Regions from separate parts of the Homo sapiens genome. Here region 2 is linked to region 1. Evidence: chromatin loops called from intact Hi-C (ENCODE). Cell type or tissue: gastrocnemius medialis. All regions are shown on one strand. Each heading gives the region's core, and the rest is flanking DNA. Links, peaks and the distances in the headings are about the cores only.

Region 1 (9,409 bases), core at 4,520-7,019:
CAAAGCCAGTGGTGCACCTTTTATTGTAGAAGCCAGGGCTGATAGTCAAAGTATTTGATAGTCTTTCCATGCTCCCTACAGTACATAGGCACTTTGTATTGTTGAATGTTGGAATGGCTTCCTAAAATCAACTCAAAAAGATTTAAAACTCTACCTGCCTAATCTCCTCCTGGTTTGGACACGTTAATAAGACAGTTGGGTCATTAACTGCAACTGGCCCAGTTAGGGATCATCCTCTTTTTGTCCTTTCTTGGTTATGATCAGGATGAAAATAGGTTATCTAGAACTATTTTGAAAATTCAGGATATCATCCTGACCATTTCTAGACATGATGAATCTTTCTTTCTCCTAATACCTATCTCAGGCTAGACTGTTTGGTACATCTGCTGGGTGGCAGCCTGGTCAAAAGATGGAACAGGAATTCAAATTTATTCTGGTTCAGCCTCTTGAGTTTTCTTATTGGATTGCATTATCTTAGGATATTGATCGCTTGGTTGGGTAAACTGCTCACCAAGCGCCCCCAAACCTTGTATCCTTGAGTCTTCTTCCTGTATTCACGAAACGGAGGCTAGCTACCATGTTAGCTTGCACATAGGGTAAAATCTCAGACCTTTCATAATTCTTGACATCTACTTATGTATTGAAATAGTTTTAGCCACTTCCTGCCGAATGGATTGAAGAGTTAATGGTACAAATTGGGAGTTTATCAGTTGTACCAGGGGATTTTAATTTATGGAGGTGACTGAGTGACAACATGGAGAGGCCAATGCCATCGAAAGATTATTTTTATTACTTACATTTCCCAAGAGGAGGGGGGGCACTTACATTAAATGTAAGTAATTTTATTACTTACATTTCCCACGATGGGGCGCATGGGGAAGCACTGGGTTTGGTCAGGATGCAGAAGGAGGAAGGGAAAGCCTGGGCCATATCCTTTAGTGGGGTTTCTGTGGGAAAGGGAAGGGCAGAGGAAACAGTTTAGGACTGGCTAGTTTGAGTAATTTCAGTGGGCTGTGGGTTGTAGGGGTGATACCTGGTTGTCTGGTACCTGGCCCTGGGAGATTTAGGGAAGGGGAGTATTGACTTACTGATGAGAAGTTGATAAAGGGGATAGTTGAGGGTGTGGTCTCTGGATTGGTTAGCTGCATATGAAGGGCATGATCCCAGACCAGCCCTTTGCACTAAGAATTGGCTAGCTCTGGGAGTATAGTCTCTTCCCATTCAGTGAGGCCACAAATTCCAGAGCATCGGAATACAGAAAATAATGAAATAGAGTTGATATAACTGGCCTTGTGATAAATGGATGCCAAATAGACAAACACAATATAAGAAAACAGTTTTAGAGGAGAGAAACTGCTTAGGGGATTACTGTAGTAATCCAAATAGGAGATGACATTGGTTTTAACTAGAGAAGTGGCTGAAGAGATGAAGAGAAGTGAACAGATTTGAGACATATTTTGAAGCCTGCATCAATTCAATTGATGATGAATTTAGATATAGAGTTTGTGGAAAGGGAGGACTCAGTGACTCCTGTTTCCGGCTTTACCTAAATGAAACATTTTGGACGGTAAATATAGCATTGGTAGAGAAATAATAAAGAGTTCAGCACTGGACATGTTCAAGTTCCATATGGCTGTGAGATTATTTATGTAGAGGTATAAGTTAGGCAGGAGAGTGAGAGAGTTTAGAACTAAGAGGATGAATCTCAGGTGGTGATAAAAATTTGGGAACCTACACTATATAGACAGTAGTTAAGGCATGGCACTAGATGAATTATCCAGTAGAGTTTGAATGACTGGGGGCAGATCATGCATTTGCCCACAGCCCCACCTCCATTTGACCTGCTTCTCTCTTTTAAATAACCATCTTGGCTTCTGAATGTATGTGAGTTTGTCAGCCTTAATAGGCAAAGAAGGAAGACAGTTAAGCAAATGGCAAATGAAATGATTGCATTGATTTCTACGTGGTATTTGTTATACAGTGGCATGGACATGATTTGTTAAGTGTTTAACTAAAAGTAGTCCCTTAGGTTTTGGATTTTATATTCTATGTAGATAACACATCAGTAGCCTGGCTAAGGAAGCTGTGGTGGCTGTTTAGTTTTGATTTCATGTGGTCTTTTTCAAAGTAGCAATTTAGGGGCTTATTGAACATACAGAAATTGTACATTGTTTTTCTTCGTTCTCTAATGCTTGCCAGTAGTTATCAGAATTACATGACTATGCTTTTGTTTTTTTCTTTGTTCTCCCATGTTGGCTCTGTTTTATCTCTTAATGTCAAATGTCATTTCTTGGAATCATTCAGGAAGTTCTTTTAGTTAGTTTGCCAGTAATGAAAAGTGGCAAGAAATGCTGTAAAAGAACCTGGAGGTATTTCACAGCTTTGGAGATGAAGGGTGCTTGATAGATTACTAGACAAGTAGTCTTACTAAACTGCTCACCAAGTGCCCCCATAACCTGGATCCTTGGGTCTTCTTCCTATATCCGTGCAACTGAGGCTACTGTGTTAGCTTACAAGCAGGGTAAAATCTCAGACTTTTTGTGATTCTTGCTGCCTACTTATGTGTACTCATGCTGAGAAGAGTAGAAGACACGAAGAAAGGAAGTATGTAAGCAGCTTCCTTGTGCTAAGAGTTATGGAGAGGGAGTAGACAAAGTAAATGTAAAGGATGCACCCCATGAAACTGCAGTAATTAATTTATTTTCTTGATTTTAAAAATACGTATATATGTGGCAAGACTTCTACCAAACTTAACAGGTGTCATTACTGACTAAATCTTGATTCGCATATTACTTTGAAGGATATTCATGCATCCAACAAATACCAGTGTAGTACTGACAATGGGAAAGTCACTGCTATTTAATATATCAGCTGTCAATAGTTCATAATAGCTTCACTTTTATCAGAATGTGTGGCTGACTCTCATAGATTGATGGACTCAAAAGCACTGTATAGAGGTTTTGGAGGTCAGGGTGCCATTTTCAACATTTTAAAACAAGGGAAATTAAGAATTTACCCATAGTAAGGCTGTACTGGTTTTTAAGAATATCCAGTTCCTTTGATTTTGGCTATCTTATTAACTATTAATAATTCGTACCTACAGGATGTCATAATAATTAGCAGCATTGAATGATTGCTATGTGCTTGGTTTTAAACATGGGGTAATGAAAACCGTTATTGTTAAATAAAATATATATGGAAGATGGAGTCTTTCAGAATGTGTGGTTCATATTCAAAAATAAATACTGGCACTCTGAGATGGAAACCTCTATGTTTGTTCCCAGGTCACATAATTAATTGGTGGCAGTATGCTGGAACCAGAAGGGCATCCTAGACATCTCTGTTTATAAAATGTTATTAAAAATCATCTATGCAATTTTCCCACTTGGTTATAATGGTACAAAGTAAAGGGATACCATTTCTCTGTTTCTAGGAACACTTTGGTGTCCTGGTGTAAGCTGAGATAAAGATTATATTTCTCATCAGAAAAATTATAGTTATTTGTACTCTTTAAAAATTGAAACTGCAAATGACATTTGTTTTCACGTTTATATTTATAAAGTCTTCACCACACTTTGTTTGTTGTTCCTACCTCGCCCCGCTTTAAGATTAGGGAAGAAAATTACAATCCACCCAGGCTTCTTTAATGCATGAAGAACTTATTCTCCCAGAGTTTTAGGCAAGGTTCACTGGGCCTCTATTGTAACAGGAACAGACATATATTTTGCTTCAGTGAGTGTTTCTTGAGCTCATAAGCATTTTGAAAATATTGAATGACTTACAGTCCCTTAAGAAAGTAGCCATTTAAAAAAGCATATTCAGTTGAACTTTAAAAATATAATTTATACCACAATACTCAACAGGCTCCAACTGCTTGAAAGTATTTGGCTGCAAAGACATTATTTTTAGTGATCCTAACCATACTAGGAACAAAGAATTGCGTCTGTCAAAATGGGATCTCTGGCGCTCTAAAATAATCCACATGCTTTGTGAACTTTGATGAAGTCAGGCAGCTCTCTGTCATATAAATATCATAGTGGCATCAAAACCTGGGCTGACCATGTGCTGCAGGTGGAATGCACACACTCACCCAGTTTCGCAGCAGAAGCAGCTGACACTAGTAGGGAGACAGCGCCGTCTTCAGTTCCTAAAGCCATTGGGGCGTCTGTGTGCTGTCCAAACCTGAAATAGGTAAATGATTCTTCATTCAATCCTCCCTTGAAAATGAAAATGACTTCAGTAAATACTTGTGCTACAAATTACTCAGATGCAGTATTTACTCTTTTCCTGTACGTCACTGTATCATTTAGAGCCAAACTGTAAAGATTATGAGAAAAAAAGAAATAAACTCAGTGTTAGATAAACAAATTAGAGACAGGAAATGCTACACTGAAATACTGTCTGAAGAACTTATGAAATGAGTTTAATCTTTCTTTTAAGATCTGTTAAGACATTTTTGAAGGGATGAGAGATGAGTTGGAAGATACTGTTTTCTTTAAAGAAAATAATTATTTTTCATAAGCTATTAGAATAAAAGGGAATGTTAATATCAGATAATAGCATTATTATCTGATTTTATTATCTAATCATTAAGATTACTCACATTATCCTTATCTCTTGAATTTATCTATTCTTGTTTCATTTTCATTTCATTAGAAATTAATATATCCCTCTCTTTCGTAAACATAAAAGACTTTATTTTATAAAATATATTACATAAAATGTTAACATCTGTGTGAGCATTTATAATTGTGTTCATCCCTTCAGTCTACCTCAGATGAAAATATATACAAAATAAATTAAATAAAAATGTCTGTAATTATCTTTCCATTTTGTTGACATACATGTGTACCTAAAACTAGAAGAGAGCCCTGTACTTTTTAGAGTGAAGTAATAATGAAAGTGAAATCTTACATACCTTGTCTTATCCAAAAAAACGAGAACAAACAAAAATGTAAAATGTTGGTAGGGAACTTTAAATGAATACCATCCTTATTGATATTAACTTGCCATAAAGTGTTTCTCCTACAGAAATGTTTTGCTTTAAAGAAATTTAAAGTAAAATTTGCTTTTTGAAAATTTAATGCAGGGATTTAATTCTGAGTGGTTTACAACAATGGGTTATGAATGTATCACCATGACAGCAGGTTGCTAGAGTCTAGGAGTCAGGAGATGTGGCTTCATTAAAAGCACCTCCAGATAATGCCCTACGTTAGATTTCACTGAAAGACAGGAGCTGCTGATGAGGGTGACCTCTGACATCAAGTCATCTTACTATAAACAGAAGGGCGTGGAAAGCCATTGGTCGGAACCAGGAGTGTTTACTATCCAGGTCTCCTCCTATTTAACCTACATAACTGCACTGCTCCTGGAGCCCGAAGGTTCACGCCAGAGCAAGGTGCTTTTAAGGCTACCTGGGTGTTGGTTAGAGACTATAAACCTCTCAGAGCATTCTGTAAACCTCGACACAGTTTCATTCTACTGACAATGGAGACTGGAATTTATTGGCTGCTGAACTTCACACACACGCACTACAGAACTGACTTCCAAATACAGCTGGAATAAATTTCAGGTTTTGGGGTTTTGAATGAGGTAAGTTGCATTTAGCTTTTGGTTGAAGCGTTATCATTATTATTATGTTCCATGGGCAGTCACACATTTAAGTGTAGGCAGTTCTATCTCAGAGAAAAATATTTTTCTTGTTAAAATAGGTTGTTTAGATTTTTCACAGTTTTTTAGTACAAGGATGATAGAAGAAACTTGTACATAGGAACTGAGCAAGCCAATCAATTAGAGAAAATCCCTGATCTGTTTATGGCTAAAGTGTGAAACACACTTCGTCTTTGTTTACTTTATAAAATTCAGCTATTCAAATTACATTATGTTAATGTTGGGAGAAATGCAGGTAACGTGATAAGTGATAATAGATTACATTTCACTACAAAACTTTTAACAGTCAACTTTGTTTTCCCCTAATAGTACATGCTACTGCAGGATTTTAAAAAACTAATACCAACTATTTAAATGAAAGGCTTTTTTCTGCATAATTTGTTTTGAAATTTGTGCTGAATTTGAACTTTTCATTAGATTTGAGATGTAGTCATCTTGATAGATATGTCATATTTTTAAGAGAATGAGTGTTTCCCTCCATTTATGGAACTATTTTTTCCTGAAACCATAATAGTAAGATCAAGTTTAATTTTAACTTTTTAAAGAATCCTGTAGTGTTTAGTGAGGTTTACCTTCCTTTAGATGTGTACTGAGCACATACTTTGATTTAAAACCTTGATGTGGAAGGCTTTGGTATGCTTTGGTTTAAATTATTTAAATATATCTTTGTGTCTTTCTCAAGAAGAAGAAGTGTAAATTGCTGTTTTGCTGCATCAGAGGGTTGAGATGTGGGAGAATTGTCAAAATAATAACAGCATTTGTTTTGTTAAAGACGACTGAGGGAAGCTTTGCTGTGTTGGGACTATTTTATTCTTGTGAGAACAACACAATTCAGGCGGAGAAAATAGATCTATTCTAAGTATTTGCGAGTACTGATTTACTGTTAGAGGTGGATAGTTAGGGAAGCTGCTGGAAGAAAGGGAGGATAGATTATCCCAGCCAATAAGTTTTCCCGTTTGGTTTACGGGGTCTACTGAGCATCAGTCAGCACTATCCAGTTTCCCACTTCTTTTCTGAGTTGTAGGTACTATTTTCTGAAATACTCTGCAATTGAATAATGATGTTACACTACCTTATTTTGCGTTTTGTTTGTTTTCTAACCGAAAGTTCACTAAACCACTAAAATGTTACTTATCAAAAATGACCAAGAAAAGCAAATACCAGTAACCATATAATGGGTTCTAACTTTTTGCAGGGGGAAGAAGAGGGACAGAGAGGCCAATTTTTTATCTCTACTTTGGTTTTTCTCTTTTCTTCTCCAAGTTCCTTATAAATTACTCTCGTTAGCAGTTTCAAAATTGTATGATCTAACTTTTTGATCCTGTAGCAACCCTGTAGAGGGAGATGGTTGTGTGAGTCCAGGGGTGGCACACATTTTGCTTTAGGGAAATGGTGCAAGCCAAATTTAACAGGTAATGCAGCTGTTGAAGAAATAGAAAAGCCAGATGACTTCCTACGTGTATTGAGGAAACCAGGATAAATTGTCCTTAGAACCAGCTCCCAGAAAGCCATTTTAATTGAGGTCAAAGAGGAAGAAATTGTGAGTATATCTCAATTATTTATTAGGTTTACCTAGAATGAGACCTTCACTACAGATATACCTAATCTATAATTCCTATACTCTTTAACCCTTGAGCATTCCTGCTGTATGAATCCCTTTAACATTTAGACTGCAGAGTGTATTTAATTGTTTATGACAGTCCAGAATTTAGGGACATAAAAATTGTGAAATTAACTGACTAAATTTTACTTTCATCTAAGGAATAAGCTTCTGCATATAAAAATTATTGTAATAAATTTCTTAGATTTTAGTTGAAGTTACACAGTTAATGATGCTGTTTCTTCTGGTCACATGCTTGTATGTGTGAAATGTTTCACATAGAACTATTTTCAGCTCTTAGTTTACAGGTAATTTAAATTGTTTTTTCTTTAATTTGACAATTTGAGTATTTCTACTCAAACAAATCATATAATTTGCATTCTTGGTGTGTAAATTATGCTACAGTCAGTGTCTTATTAACTACTAATGAAGAATTTTATTTTAGGATTAAAACCTGAGAAAAGGTGATTTGTAATCTTTTTTTATAACAATGGTTATAGAAGAGAGATTTAATATAAAATATAAAACTACTTTAAAATAGATTTTAAAACTCAAAAATGTTGCTACGATGTTGTGGAAAATATCAGATTCAATCCAGCATGCTATAAATACATTTTTTTTTATTGTATAAAGCTTAATTTTAAAAATAAAGAACTTGATGCCAACATTCTTGAATTTTCTCTTTATAAATGTTGCTATTTTAATGGAAGATCAAGAAGATAAAATCTGTAAAATTCAAAAATATGCCTGTTTTACATAATTATTTTATCAATGTATTGTTCTAGAAATATTTATATTTTATATAAATTAATCTACAGATATATAGAGATATATGTTGTTAAATTTAAAATTGCTTTAAAATTTTGTGTGCATTCTATCAATTTGTTTTTAAAGTTAAAGAATTTCTAATTTTTTTAAAAGTTATGGTGATACTATTGGGCACATTAGGAGAGTTTTTATATATACTTTTAAAATGTTTTTTAAAGTTTAGGCATATATATGTACTTATACAGACATACGCACACAGATAAACTTTAACAAAACTTTTGCATATGAATTGAACAATTTTATATTGGTAAGTGAGACAACCTTTATAGTCAATTATTGTTCAAATTGAAAAGGTTAGTTGTCATTTTTACTTAATAGGTAAATGATGGTGTACTAGAGTATATTACATAATGATTGATATTTTATGTTTGGAAACATATGTAACTATGCCTGTGGCCAAATTCTTTTGAAGTTTAATGACCAAGATGAGCTGCATTTGTTAAGTGGTAGAGCACTGGCTTGTCTGGGGTCCTTTTGTGCTTGGCAGATCTTGATAAATGGGTGAGTTTTTCTTAACCTTGTGGCCAAAACATTCCAATATCTTTAAAAAAATTTATAAAGATATAGAATATGTTGCGAAAAACATGAGCAAATTTTCTCTATTTAGGGGACTAGGTTAAATTTTTAAGATGATTTTTAAAGCAATATTTGTGAGAATTCATAAATATTCATTTTAATGCAGGGAAATCTAAAGTTTCTGATATGTAATACTGCTGGAATTCTTCTTTCCTGGTTCACTGCGAAGCTGCACAGTAGTCAGCAATTTTAATTTCGCTGCAGAAGATTCTACCAAATTAACATTATGATCATTAAGTGATAATTCTTTAGAATATTCATTTTGCTCTTTTTGCTATGCTAATACATTGTAAAGCATTTATCCATCTTTCTTGTGACACCCAGGACGGCAAAGAAACATATAAACAAAAGGTATAAAGAAGACCAAGATATATGAGGAAGTATCTCTTTAGGTGTTTGTTTATCATGCACATTTGTGAGGAAAAAAATTCTTTTAGCGCTTATGTATAGTATTTATGCATAGTATCAAGGCTGGACAATCTAGTCTTTTTTCCAATCTTAGAATGGGAGCTTTCATATGAGCTGTAACATGATATGTTAAAGCATATTATGGTTCCTTTTGTGGCATTTTTTAAAAAGTAATGTGTTACCTTTGCCTGCCCCACTGGGTAATAATGAAAAAATATACCATTAGAAGGAGTTTGAAATTTTCCTAAATAATTCATAAAGCCGATATGGCATTTATGGCAGGTGAAAAAGGACTGTGGCATAGATAAGGAGAAAACGTGCTTTGGC
Region 2 (9,409 bases), core at 4,007-6,506, 83 kb before region 1:
ACATCTAAGTGAGAACATGTGGTATTTGTTTTTTTTTTCCTGTGTTGATTCACTTAGGATGATGGCCTCCAGCTGCATCCATATGGCTGCAAAGGAGATGATTTCATTTTTTTTATGGCTGTATAGTATCCCATGGTGTATATAAACCACATTTTCTTTATCCATTCCATTGTTGTGGGCACCTAAGTTGGTTCCTTGTCTTTGCTATTGTGAATAATGTCTTTCTGATAGAATGGTTTCTTTTCCTTTGGGTCTATAACCAGTAGTAGGATTGCTGGGTCAAATGGTAGTTCTGTTTAAAGTTCTTTGAGAAATCTCCAACCTGCTTCATAGTGGCTGAACTAATTTACATTCCCACCAGCAGTATATAAGTGTTTCCTTTTTTTCTGCAGCCTTGCCAACATCTGTTATGTTTTGACTTGTTAATAATAGCCATTCTGACTGGTGTGAGATGGTATTTCATTGTGGTTCTGATTTGCACTTCTCTGATCATTAGTGATGTTAAGCATTTGTTCATGTTTGTTGGCCGCTTGTATGTCCTCTTTTGAGAAATGTCTGTTCATATCCTTTTCCTACTTCTAAGTATTTTTTAAACTCTGAATTTTTATATTTTTGTGTGAGTTTATGAAGATTCAGCACAAGATTTCATTAATTATTATCTTCTATGAACTTCTAAAATTATAATTTGATTTGTTAAAATTTTTTCTCAAATCTTAGAATATATATGACACATATGTGTGTGTATATATATATATGTATATATGGAGAGCCTCATATTATACAGAATATGGAGTGTGATTCTATGTCATTTGCCAAGATCTGGAGACTAAATATTACGTTTTCTTCTGTCAACTGTGATCAGCTGGTAACAGCTGTTTGTGTTAAGAAGGAACCTATGGCTACATCCGAGCTCATTGGAAAAGTAATGTTATCAATTTGGTGTGATTTGCCATGGACTTGGTAAGGAAGAAGGGTAGCACCAAGCCTCATAACTGCTAATTCTGGTCTGGTGAGTTGTCAAGATCCCTGGGCAGTTGGTTTGGATAGTATAGATATAAATAAGAGCTATGATATCTTTGGGTACCAAAAGTCTTGTGTCTGAACTTACAATTTACATATTGTTATCTAATAATTCTATCTTATAAATTAAAATGAAAATAATTCAGGCTGGGTGCAGTGGCTCACTCCTGTAATCCCAGCACTTTGGGAGGCTGAGGCGGGTGGATCACCTGAGGTCAGGAGTTCGAGACCAGCCTGGCCAACATGGTGAAACCCTGTATCTACTAAAAATACAAAAATTAGCCGGGCATGGTGATGCATGCCTGTAGTCCCAGCTACTTAGAAGGCTGAGGCATGAGAATTGCTTGAACCCGGGAAGCGGAGGTTGCAGTGAGCCGAGATTGTGCCACTGTGCTCCACCCTGAGCGACAGAGCAAGATTCTGTCTCAATAATAATAATAATAATATAAAAAATAAAATGAAAATAATTTTTATGATAGAAATATAATCTCTTTCATGGTTTAATACTCTTGAGAAATAGAAAACATTAATAAATATAATGCAATTTCTGCTATAAGGTATTTAACAAATGGAAAAATTCACTGATGAAAAAAGTTAATGTTCATCGATAGAGGTACCATGCCAAGTGCTTTATGCTACTCATCTCACTAAATCTCATAACGGCCCTTTGTGGAGGCTCTGTCATAACCTCAGTCTGAAGAAGAGTACACTGAAGCAGAGTTTAGGTATCTTATTCAGGGTTGTGCCAGCTTGGAAGCTATGCTGATGGAATATGAACTCACATAGTCTTTATTCCAGAATCCATACTGTTTTTTTAAATATGTAAGTTTAAGGGGTACAAGTGTGGTTTTGTTACGTGGATATATTGCATGGTGATGAAGTCTGGGCTTTCAGTGTAACCATCATTTGAATAGTGTATATTGTAACCATTAAGTAATTTCTCATCCCTCACTCCCTCCCACCTGCCCACCCTTCTCCAGTGGTCTCCAAAGGTCTCCAGTGACTATTATTCCTCTCTGTTTCCATATGTACATATTATTTAGCTCCCATTTATAAGTGAAAATATGTGATATTGGACTTTCTGTGTCTGAGTTGTTTCACTTAAGATAATGGCCTTCAGTTCCATCCATGCTACTGCTAAAGACACGATTTCATGTTAAACACGTGAACTCACCTGCTTCCATCAACTTACATGATTTTCAGACCCTTCGGTCAACTTGGTGTCATAGAGTATGTATTAAAACTCAGCTTGATCTTAGATTATTTATATGAAGATCAAACAATTTTAAATATTATGGATTTGAGTGAGAAATTTAAATTATTCCACCGTGATTACAGATTAATTGTACAATCTTCATTAATCACATATCTCGGCTCACTGCAACCTCTGCCTCCTGAGTTAAGTGATTCTCCTGTCTCAGCCCCCCGAGTAGAGTAACTGGGACTACAGGTGCACACTACCACAACAGGATAATTTTTGTATTTTTAGTGGAGATGGGGTTTTGCAACATTGGCTAGGCTGGTTTTGAACTCCTGGCCTCATGTGATCCACCTGCCTTGACCTCCCAAAGTGCTGGGATTACAGGCATGAGCCACCGCACCTGACCCTATTAGTAAATATTTTAACAGGCAGTCATAAGATAGCAGAATGTATGGAAATTAAATGATAGTTCAGCAAATTCAATTAAGTAAGCATTTCAAGACTTCTTGCTATCCTCTAGAAACTTTGCTATACTAGGGATTAAAAGATGAATATAATAATTCCTTTTCTCCCCCTAAATTTTAGTTTAGCATAAGATTATATGATACTGTGTAAGTTCTATTCTTAGTTCTTTTAAAACGAGACTTGGATAGCTAGTACTAATTCATTCAGTGAATATTTGTGGAGCACTGCTATATTTGAAGCATGGTTTTCATTGTTGGAAATACTTGGTGGACAAAATGGACGCATATTACTGTTCTTGTGGAACTTATATTCTTGTGGAGGGGGAGACAAACAGTAAACAAATATAGTATGTCAGATAGTAATAAGTGCAAGGAGAAAAACCAAATAAAGCAGGGAGGAGGATAGGAAGTGCTTGCGGGCAGGGTAGGTAGGTGAAGGGACAGCTGTGGTTTTTTGTTTTTTTTTTTGTTTGTTTGTTTTTTGAGATGGAGTCTCACTCTGTCCCCCAAGCTGGAGTGCAGTGGCGCGAGCTCGGCTCACTGCAAGCTCCACCTCCCGGGTTCACGCCATTCTCCTGCCTCAGCCTCCCGAGTAGCTGGGACTACAGGCACCCGCCACCACGCCCGGCTAATTTTTTGTATTTTTAGTAGAGACGGGGTTTCACCATGTTAGCGGGGATGGTCTCAATCTCCTGACCTTGTGATCTGCCTGCCTCGGCCTCCCAAGCTGCGGTTTTTGGAGAGTAGTTAGGGAGGCCTCACTGAGAAGATGTTGTGCAAAGACTCAAGAGAGGCGAGGAAGTGAGCCATGTGGATATCTGGGGAAAGTGGGTTTTAATTAGAGGGAACAGCAACCGTGAGGTGGTAGCATGCAGGGTAGGTTCAAGGAATAGAAAGGATGTCAGCGTTGGTGGTAGTGATGGGCAGAACAAGGCAGAAATAAGGCTGCAAAGGTAATCAGCATGGGCATGTGAGGGTGGAGGAATACATATTGTGTAGAGGTTTCCAGACCATTGTAAAGCTTAAACTTTTTCTCTTAGTGACATGTAAAGCAATTGGAGGCTTTTGAGCTTAGGTATTGTGTGATGTGACTAAAGTTTTTAAATAACCCACTCTGGCTTTTATTTTGAAAATAGACTATGATGACAAGAGCAGAGACTGGCTATTTTAACTATCCAGATGAAAAATCAACAAAGTAGCATTGGAGGTAGTAAGTCGTTGCATTGGGGTTAATCTAAGATGACTTGCTAATGTATGGGTTATGGATTATGATAGAAAGAAAGGTGTCAGACATAACTTCAAGGTCTTTGTGCAGAGAAATGGGAAGGATGGAGTTGGCATTGACTGAGATAGGATGACTGGGGAAGAACAGGTTGGGGTTGCAGATCAGGAGGTCAGTTTTAGACATGGTGGCAGAGACATTGCTGTGTTTTCACCAACCCTCTTTCATACCCCTCTTTTCTGGTGCATCTCAGTTTCCTTACAGTTCAGCAGGGCCATATAACTAGTGCTGGCCTGTGAAATGTAAGGAGAAGTGATAATGTTGATCATTTTGAGAATGAGGCAGTGAGAAGCCCCAGAATGATTCTTTGGTCTCTGTGTTCTCCTAGGGTGATGAAGGAGGAGGAGGCCTCAGGGAAACAATGGGGATCCCCAGTTATGAAGAACGCTGGATTGCTAGTGCACTGCATGGGGGGCACATTCTGAGGGGAGTGTTAACCAACTAAGCTAATTAAACGCATGTGAAATTTTACTTTCTCTTAGGCATATGCATCAGATGTAACCATTGGGAACTCAGGGAAATGAGTTGAACTTGAAATATAAATTTGGGAGGCTTCAAGATATCAATGGTATTTCAAAACATTATATTTGTTGAAATCTCCAAAAGAATAAGTCTAGCTAGGGACAAATTAAAAGGACTAAGCCCTGGGCACCCCAGGTTAGAGAGCAAGGAGATGCTAGTTTACATAGATAGCTGCTTGATCCTAATACCCATAAGCAATGAGTTATGTCATAGACTGTATGTGGCCACATTCAGTGAATTTTCCTCCGAGGTGCTTCTTTCCAAATTTCCAAAAACACATATCCAGGTCACTGATTACTGGATTCACCTCTATCATAGCAGAAAGAGCACCATACAGCTATGAATAGGTATTGAGACAGTATTCACTTATTTGAGATTTCCATCAAAGTAACCAAAATCATGAAATATTTAGAAGAAAATTCAGTCAACAAATAGTTTTCATTTTTTCATTGCTTTGTTTGTAGATGTGATGTTTCTAGGCACTTCAGGTTAGGAAAGAATTAATCTAATTAGAGTTTTTTAACCTCAGCATTGTTGACATTTTGGGCCACAAAATTCTTTGTAGTGTTGGGGAGGGGTGCTGTCCTGTACATTGTGTTATTTAGCAGCATCTCTGGTATCTACCCACTAGATGTCAGTAGCACCCCCCTTCCTTTGTTGTGACAATAAAAAATGTCTTGAGACATTGCCAAATGTCTTCTCTGTGTGTGTCGGGGGGACCACAGATCTACATTACATCTGTTTCCAATGAGTGTTTTATTTATATACTTACTGCCTGCAAAACATTTGAGAAAGTTTACCTGAACATTTAATATAATATATACTATGCTATGATATATTATTGAGGGAACTGCAATGAAAAGCCAAAGACATAATATAGAATTTAAGCAAGAAAGCAAAATAATATTGCAAAGGTAACAGTACTATGCTATCAGCATGGAAAATGTGTTCAATAAAAGACAAGAAAGGAATTATAGATAGACTAGGTTACACCTTCAATGGGTCTTGAAAGGCAGAATGAATTTGTATGGACAGAAGAGAACCTATCCTGGCCTGGGGAATATCAGGCATAAAAGCTCAGAGGTACCAAATATAAGGTGTTAAGGCCTGCCTAGGACTGTGGCTAGGTTAGAATTACTGAATCAGAAGCTCTGTGGGCATGAGGTTGTGAGGCAGTGGGAAATCTGGCTGAGAAGCACTGAGACTAGACTGAAAAGGACTTTGAAGCCAAGCTGAGATGTTTTCGTGTTCTTGGGTGGCCACCATGATGCTCATTACTGCACAAAAGACAGAGATGTATAAGATAACAGTCCTGTATTTCTGGACTTTCTAACCTGGACATAATGGAAAATTACATATAATTTTTCGGCAAGAGATTAATATATTTAAAATGATGTTTTAGGAAAATTAACCAGATGGTAGGGAGATTACTGAAGGTGGGAAATTGAGAGTACGAGAGATGGCTTAGGGGATCTTGAAGGAGTTTGCACATGAACTCCGAAAGGCTTAAACCAAGTGGCCGGGCACGGTGGCTCATGCCTGTAATCCCAGCACTTTGGGAGGCCGAGGTGGGCGGATCACCTGAGGTCAGGTGACCAGCCTGGCCAACATGGTGAAACCCCATCTCTACTAAAAATACGAAAATTAGCCGGGTGTGGGGGCACACACCTGTAATCCCAGCTACTCGGGAGGCTGAAGTAGAAGAATCGCTGGAACCCAGGAGTCGGAGGTGGCAGTGAGCCAAGATCATGCCACTGCACTGCACTCCAGCCTGGGCGACAGAGTGAGACTCCATTTCAATAAAAAAAAGGCTTAAGTCAGGGATTGGCAATTTTTTTGAAATGTGAAAACAGCTGTAGACATTAAGTAAATGAATGGGCATGGTTGTGTTCCAGTAAAATTTTATTTACAAAAGCATGTGGCAGGTGGTGGGCCATACTTTGACAACCCCTGGCCTAAACTTATGACATGATGGTGGAAAGAAAGACATCGAGTAAAGAATCAATAAAAGGAACTTGAAAATAAAGCTTTGCTGAACTTGGTAACTAAACCAAATAGAGTTAGTAGGAGGAAGGGCAAGGGGTGGACTTGGAGGAGGAAAAAGATTATCCTGGAGTTTCAAGCCTAGAAGATGTCATTAATAGAGTTTAGGAGCAGGTATCAATGACTTAAGGAAAGAGAAAGATGTGTTTGAATTGAGGACTTTTGAGAACATGTTAAACTAGCAATTGGTGAAGGCCTGCTGGGCCATGGGGGAGAAGTCTGGAACTTCTCCATGCTCATGTGTGGAACAGAACAGTATTTTCCTTGAGGTGATGCTTTTAAGGGGAGATGGTATCTGAGGAAGGGCAGAAGGATGAAGATAAACATAGGAGACCAGCATGTTTATGAAGTGCAAGGAGGAAGATGAACTGTAAGAAACTGAGAAAAGATAGGGAAATGAGAACCAGTAGGATAATAGTGTCTTCAGAGCCATGGCCAAGCTAACTCTCAGGAGGAATTGGTCATTACTGTCTGACGTTCCAAGAGGTCAAGCAGAATGGCACTGAGAAAGAGATTGTTTCATTTCTTGACCAGAAGGTTACTGGTGGCCCTTCAAAAGGAAGTCCCAAGAGAGTTGTGGTAAGAAAAGGCATCCCAGAGATTCAATTTAGAGAAGATAATGAGGAATTAAGAGAAAGTTTGTAAGTTTAAAGAAGAGACACAGAACAGCAATTGAATGGAGCACCTTCTTCCAAGAGGAGGCTTGCTTGTGTTTGATGACAGATTTTGAGAAGGATTCAGTGGAGAATAGACTTCAAGTTGTTGCAGAAGGGATGATGAGGTTAATGGAGAACAGAAAGAAGGTGAACTAGCTGGAGAGGAGTGATACACTCTGACTCTGGAAATTTAAGAGAACGTGGATATCCTGGAATTTTCCAAAGTGCTCTTCCTTAATGCATTCTTTTTACAGGAGGCAAATACCTTTGTCCAGGCAAGATCAGGAAGTAGATGGAAGCAGGGTTAGAATTAAGGGCTTAAGTAGTATAAAGAAGATTTGCAGTAGCCATTGTTATAAAAAAATAGTAGGTGATCTCCTAGAACTCAATACTTGGATTATTGAGACATACTCAGTTTTCTTTTAGCAAAATATCTCTCATTGACTAGGACTTAAGGCTATACTGCTAGCATTGAAAATTTATTTTATTTTGTATTGAAACAATTAAGAAGATAAAGGGGAAAAATAAACACTTCTAAGATTAATGAATATGCCTCTCGTTATCTTTGGAAGAAACTATGTGGCCTGTTTTCCTTGGATATTAGCATCTCCAACAAATAGAAGAGCCTATGTTCATAAATATGATTGGGTCAAATTTGACAATAGAGTCAGACTAAAGTTAGCTGACATTGACTTTAAAAGTACTTGCCTCAAAGTACTTGAAATTCGGTGGCTTCATATTTTCTTGGATTAGGGATTGATTTCTCTGCTCAGACTTCTTCAGAATACAAATAACTTTGTAAGGGCTAATCTGTTAAAAAGTTTGTGTTAGCTCTCTTGGCAAGAGCTAGGATAGCAGGGTAGAAGGAGAACTGCGAAAACAAACAAACAAAGGAGAGTTAAAAATGAAAGGGCAAACACTCCCTACTTACTTTGCTTTGCTTTCATTATTTTGCCTAAACTGTTGTGGTTGACACACGTGGACAGTAGATTATAACTAGATTCTGAGCCCCAGATGCCCACAGCTAACACTTATGTAATGCTCATTGTGTGCCATGGGCTAAGTGCTATAAATGAATGTATATATAATATAAATGCATTAACTCATTTAATTCTCATGACGATTTGATGAGGTGAGCTCTATCTCCCAGTTTCTAGATGAGGGATTGCCCAACTTGTGGGTAGGGGAGCAGAATCTTACCCCGGGAAGTGTGGCTTGAGAGTTGGCAATTGTAACTGCTGGACAGATTTGTTAGAAAAATACCTTATTTATTTTTCAGTCCTCCACCCTGACTTGTGCCTTCATCAAAAAAGTTTGAAATGTTTTCAGTTCATACATAAGAAGAAAAAAATTTGATATGGGTTTATTTTCCCCTATTAACATTTTCTTTGATTTACAGTCTGTTGTATCAGACATGATGTGAAAGGGGTAGACAACAACCTAGACTATATTTATTTTTCAATCTGCTAATGTGAAGAAAAAAGGGGAGGAGTTAGGTGAGATTTGGAGTCTGTAATGGTTTTTCTACACCAGGGTTTTTAGGGAGATTCTAAATAGAGCACACTCTCATTTGTTTCAATTAAATGCCTTGCCCACTTAATCTCCTTTTCGTATTGCCATGCTTGATACAGAGGGCTCCAGGACTAGTTTACTAGGTGGTAGGACCTTTAGAGATTATGCTGTCCAAATCCTTTACGTTAGTTTAACAGATGCAAAAATGGAGACTGAAAGGGTTTAAGCAGAGTGAGAACATTAACAACAACACTTTGTTTTGAAATGAGGTTTTTTGATTCGTTCCAACCTTCACACAAATTTGAAAGCATACTTTTGTGTAAGTTTCTTAATATTTGGAAATTAACATCAGCCCCAGCCTCCCTGAAAACTGTGGTGAGTTATTACTATATATAAAGATTAATGAAATAATTGCTTTTGAGTTTCTACTACAATTGGTGGATCAGGGTCATCTAAAAAAACTCAAGCAAAGGTGTGAAAACTTTATTTTGCATGTTTGTTTTTCTCCTAGTTATTATTTACTGCTCAATCAGCATTAACAGAAGAAAAATAATTTGGCTGCTAAGTTACTGTAGTATAGGATTTCAAAGGACCTTATTAGAGAGAGATGTAATTTCATCCCCTGGGCCTTTTATGTAACAGAGTGCATATTTGGGTTACTTCATTTTGACCCGGAATTAAACAATAGACTTAAGTTGTATTCAGGAAG

Evidence for each region. Hi-C counts contacts between places; a loop is a spot of excess contacts. Peaks named below come from ENCODE experiments on the same cell type or tissue, not always from the same donor. Only the 100,000 strongest peaks of a DNase experiment are listed, where the experiment ranks them.
Region 2: it touches region 1 in a loop (9-fold over the local background); 3 of 110 quality-filtered maps call a loop at or near these places.

What each region holds. Positions count from the first base shown.
Region 1 is chr6:133,364,692-133,374,100 of GRCh38, forward strand. All of the region lies in intron 2 of EYA4 (EYA transcriptional coactivator and phosphatase 4), which reads left to right. Among named protein-coding and RNA genes, the nearest start is that of EYA4-AS2, 87 kb to the right of the region's middle. In gastrocnemius medialis, for the core only: no CTCF peak of the experiment used is centred there; no DNase peak of the experiment used is centred there; H3K4me3 peaks cover 389 bases; H3K27ac peaks cover 1,184 bases.
Region 2 is chr6:133,281,847-133,291,255 of GRCh38, forward strand. The region is part of intron 2 of EYA4 (EYA transcriptional coactivator and phosphatase 4); the gene reads left to right. Among named protein-coding and RNA genes, the nearest start is that of EYA4, 45 kb to the left of the region's middle. In gastrocnemius medialis, for the core only: a CTCF peak has its summit at 5,112 (motif pointing right); no DNase peak of the experiment used is centred there; H3K27ac peaks cover 1,673 bases.